Linked DNA regions of Homo sapiens: region 1 is linked to region 2. A link is a loop called in an ENCODE intact Hi-C map of the cell type or tissue named here. Cell type or tissue: PC-9. All regions are shown on one strand.

Evidence for each region. Peaks named below come from ENCODE experiments on the same cell type or tissue, not always from the same donor. Only the 100,000 strongest peaks of a DNase experiment are listed, where the experiment ranks them.
Region 1: it touches region 2 in a loop (13-fold over the local background); 3 of 110 quality-filtered maps call a loop at or near these places.

The regions. Positions count from the first base shown.
Region 1 is chr3:58,298,974-58,301,473 of GRCh38, reverse strand. No RefSeq gene overlaps it. Among named protein-coding and RNA genes, the nearest start is that of RPP14, 6.0 kb to the left of the region's middle. In PC-9, CTCF peaks have their summits at 1,033 and 1,236; no DNase peak of the experiment used is centred here.
Region 2 is chr3:57,863,758-57,866,257 of GRCh38, reverse strand. SLMAP (sarcolemma associated protein) reads right to left here. Exons shown (of 25, transcript NM_001377540.1): 11 at 1,542-1,710; 12 at 1,401-1,451; 13 at 966-1,016. Among named protein-coding and RNA genes, the nearest start is that of SLMAP, 110 kb to the right of the region's middle. In PC-9, CTCF peaks have their summits at 1,038 and 1,243 (motif pointing left); no DNase peak of the experiment used is centred here; H3K27ac peaks cover 691 bases.

The DNA of each region.
Region 1 (2,500 bases), 440 kb before region 2:
GAAAGCCTTCTTCCCTGGCAATATTCATTGTTTCAGTGATTAGCTTTCTCTTTGGTGAGCAGCAGGACCTAGAAGCAACACTTGGTGTTTCAGTAACAGATTCAGCTGAGTCTAGCCTCAGCTGGATCCCATGGGGAGTCCTGGAGCATAAATGATACTAAGGAAGCTTCTAGGCTTTGAGGCAAGGGGGCCAAGCCTTCTATAGGTGTCATTGGCTGCTACCTATAGGGTTGCCAGATTTAGCAAATAAAAATATAGGATAGGCCAGGCACGGCGGCTCATGTCTGTAATCACAGTGCTTTTGGAGGCTGAGGCAGGAGGATTGCTTGAACCCAGGAGTTCTTACCCGTATGTATGTGTGCAAATGCACAGAAATCCCAGTGGACTGACTGATGGGGGAAGGGTGGGGCTGTGCAGAGGGTGTAAGAGACTTTCATTTTTTCAGCAATCTTTTTGTTTGATTTTTTTTTTTGAGACAGAGTTTTGTTCTTGTTGCCCAGGCTGGAGTGCAATGGCACAATCTCAGCTCACTGCAACTTCTGTCTCCCAGGTTCAAGCTATTCTCCTGCCTCAGCCTCCCAAGTAACTGGGATTACAGGCATGCACCATCACACGGGGCTAATTTGTTTTTTGTTTTTCGTTTTGTTTTGTTTTGTTTGAGTCGGAGTTTCGCTCTTGTTGCCCAGACTGGAGTGCAATGGCCCGATCTCTGCTCACCTCCACCTCCACCTCCTGGGTTCAAGCAATTCTCCTGCCTCAGCCTCCAGAGTAGCTGGGATTACAGGCATGCGCCACCACGCCTGGCTAATTTTGCATTTTTAGTAGAGACAGGGTTTCTCCATGTTGGTCAGGCTGGTCTTTAACTCCCAACCTCAGATGACCTGCCTGCCTCGGCCTCCCAAAGTGCTGGGATTACAGGAGTGAGCCACTGCGCCTGGCCTAATTTTGCATTTTTAGTAGAGACAGGGTTTCTCCATGTTGGTCAGGCTGGTCTTTAACTCCCGACCTCAGATGATCTGCCTGCCTCGGCCTCCCAAAGTGCTGGGATCAGGTGTGAGCCACCGTGCCCGGCTGTTTGATTTCTTTTAAAGTGACAGCATCATTTTGGTAACACTAATAATTATTAAATAAAAAATCAGGACCTGCTACTTACGTAGTTAGGCACAAGAGGGAGCTGTGGACCACACCTATCTTGTTTGTTTTTTCTCTGCAAAAACAAGCAAAAATACAGAATTCCCAGTTAAATTTGAGTTTCAGATAAACAATGAGTGGGACATCTTTATACTAAAAATGTATTTGTTGTTTATCTGAAATTAACATTTAACTGGGCATCCTGTATTTTATCTGGCAACACTTGGACATAAGAGGAGAAAAGGTATAGCTTCGCAGGCACCTCCAGTCATCTGAGGGTGGCTCAACTGGGCAGCCAACCCAGCAGGTGGGGGGTGGATGCAGCAGTCAGTAAAGGGGACCTGGGAAGGACATAAGCACACCCGTTTCGGGCAGGAACTCTGGGGGCAGTGCACCAGACAATGGTAAAAAAGACTAAAAGCCCTTTCCTAGACCATCAAAACCACCCCCATCACCCAGGGAACAGCAAGACAGCCTGGTCCCCTGCCCCAGCACCCACCCCTCTGCCAGCAGCTACTGGAGGACATCTTTTCTCCTTCAGTCATTCCCCTGCTTGTCTGGGGGTTATAGCTGGAGCCATGCTGTTTAACTTTGTCTCACCCAGCATTTCTGAACTGTATTTAAATGACGGAGGAAACTTTCCTTGGAAGTGATCTTAGAAATCTCCCTCCTAAAAAAATGGCTCCAGGGCCCCAGGAAGGGAGATTTTGGGGAGGGGATAACGACCCTGTAATAAAGCAGCCCGTTTCTGGAGGGGCCTTAAATCCTTTCTTCAAATTCAGAGACCTTCTCCTGGGGGTTCAAAGAGGTCCTTACAAAGAGATTTGTACCCCGTTTTCTCTGGAGGACTCTGCATCCCTGTTATAGGAACCTGAGGGCTCTGTGGGTTTGGACCTAGAAGAGCTCCAGGGAAAAGAGCAGGAGGAGTGGGCAACAGTAATGTCTAGCATAGCCCCAATTGTGTTATAAAAAAAAAATCCACAAAGCCAACCAGTTTTACACTGCTTACCCGTATGTATGTGTGCAAATGCACAGAAACCCCAATGGACTGACTGATGGGGGAAGGGTGGGGCTGTGCAGAGGGTGTAGGAGACTCTCCTTTTTTAAGCAATCTTTTTGTTTGATTTCTTTTAAAGTGACAGAGCATCATTTTGGTAACACTAATAATTATTAAATAAAAATCAGGACCTGCTACTTACATAGTTAGGCACAAGAGGGATCTATGGACCTATCTATATGCTGCGCCTTCCATGCTGGAAGAAAAAAATGCCTCCTCAGCCCACCCCCAAGGCAGGAGAGCCGGACCTAGAAAGCAGGCTCCCATCCCTTATCTGAAATCCTAAAAAAAAAAAACAACTGGAAACCAAGT
Region 2 (2,500 bases):
GCTCGTCACCCAGGCTGGAGTGCAGTGGCACAATTATGGCTCACTGCTGCCTCAACCTCCTGGGCTCAGCTGACCCTCCCACCTCAGCCTCCCACGTAGTTGGGACTACAGGCGCACACCACAATGCCTGGCTAAGGGAAAAAATATTTAATAAGTTCTGGGTATCAACTCTGATATCTTCGACTAACTTCTGTAGAAAACTGAGATGAAAGGCACATAGATTGGTAAACACAGAAAAGAGTTTAATTTCTACTGTACTCCAAGCACCTAGCGCAGGGTCTGGCACATAGTTGGTGCTCAATTAATGTTAGATGGAAGGGGAGAGAAGGAGAATGACTAGGGATCTTCAAGACTGAAGGATAATAGAGGTCACTGGGTAAAAAGTACCCCGTGTAGTGACAGGAAAACCAATAGTGGCTATATGTTTTTGGCAAGAGAGAACCCACGCTGTCCAGAAAGAAGGGTCACAGAACCAACAACTAATAAAAGATTTTTCTGATGGCAGAAAAAACTGACCCTGTTCTCTCTGATCAATGAAACAGATGGATAAACAAAGTAGTTTCTATGATATGTCCAAGGGCTCAATAAGCTGTTAAATAAACTCGAATGTTTTAAATGGGGGTCAAGTATCACTGGAGGCAGAACTTGATGAAACAAAATGGTAGTACAGCTCTTCGAAAAACAGAGTGGGGAAAAAGATCTATATTATATATTGCTAAAGGTGAACTTAATAATTTTCTGATTTGAGTAATTGAAATTTCCATATAACAAGGGATATCTAAGAATTGATCACAGCATCAACTCTTACAAAATAAAGGAAAGCTTGATTTTTAAATGATGGGGTTCAATGATCTGTGAGAGCATGCTTTTCATTCCAAACACTTAAAACCCTGAACTCCTTATCCTGCTTAAATACTAAAATGATATCATAAAAAGTATATATATATTTAAGTTTTTTACACTACCTTTTTCTGTGCTCCCATTTATTTTAGGTAAGAAGTCATCAACTTGTATCCCTAGGATTAAGACAGTATATCATTGCCTGATCAAAGAAGTATTACTTTAAATGTGGTCTCAAGTGTAACCATGGCATTCTGCATTCCTAAGATTAAGATTGTATAGAACACTTTAAAAGGGATCCTGCTGTTCATGTACTTTTCTTATTTAAATATCCCGAGGTAGAAGATCTCAGAGCAGAAATTTCACTCATCTCAAGGAAAACAATGGTGCCCACTGGTGGCAATCAAGCATATTTTTAAAGAAAATTTTCTAAAAGAATATAGATACTTTATACCTAATACATAAAACATCCCTTAAAAAATGCAGTGTGAGACAGTAAACAAGGTCAAAAGTTTAAGGATAAAATTCAGGTTTAAGTAAGAAATATGGATGCCACCTACCCAAGCTGCTGCATTCTTTAAGAGTTTTCTCCTGAAGATGTTCTAACCGTACTGTAAATAAAAGTCCAAAAAAAAAAAAGATATTTCACAGATAACAAGAAAAAAAATAAAATAAAATCAATTTCTGGATTAGCTACTTACCTTGTAAAGCTGTTAGCCTTTCATTGGTGAAATCATTATCAGCTTGCAAAGCTTCTATTTTTGCCTGGAGCTCCTGTTCTTTTTCTTCCATTTCATCTATTTTATGTTGTAATTCTTTTTTCTCAGCCTGTCCCTTCTGTTGGATTTCCTCTTGTTTTCCCTCTGCTACCTAGAAAAATAAGAAAATTCAGTTATTTAACAAACCTAACTCTGTTTTAAGAGCGAGCCCCAGGAATGCCTTTATTCACTTAAACTTCTAAGAAAAGTTTGTTCTGTAGAAAAGAAATGTTCTACAGAACATTATCTGTAAACCTGACATTTCTTTCTTTCTTTTTTTTTTTGAGATGGAGTTTCACTCTTGTTGCCTAGGCAACCTCCGCCTCCCGGGTTCGAGTGATTCTCCTGCCTCAGCCTCCCAAGTAGCTGGGATTACAGGCATGCGCCACCATACCCAGCTAATTTTGTATTTTTAGAAGAGACGGGGTTTCTCCATGTTGGTCAGGCTGGTCTCGAACGCCTGACCTCAGATGATCAGCCCACCTTGGCCTCCCAAAGTGCTGGGATTACAGGCATGAGCCACTGCGCCCGGCTAACCTGACATTTCTAAACCAGTAAAGATGATAAAGACAAAGGCTTGATGTCAAAAATTATCTGCATTGGGTTATTCCTCCATAACACCCAGGAGAGAGAAACTTGGAGGAAGCAAGTAGGCTCAGTACACACAGAGGTAAAGGGTCAATGTGGAAAAAAAAATCGTATTTTTAAAGAGGGAAGTAAGATTTTTCCCTAAAATTACTATCATTTCAATTTTGAAGTTCTATCATGTTAACATTCTGAAATTTTAAACAAAATTATTTAGTAACGAGATGACAGTACAATCACTATTCAAAAAGACCTCTCTGCCTATAGTTTGGATGTTCGTCCCCCAAGCCTCAATGTTGAAATTTGATCCTCAGTGT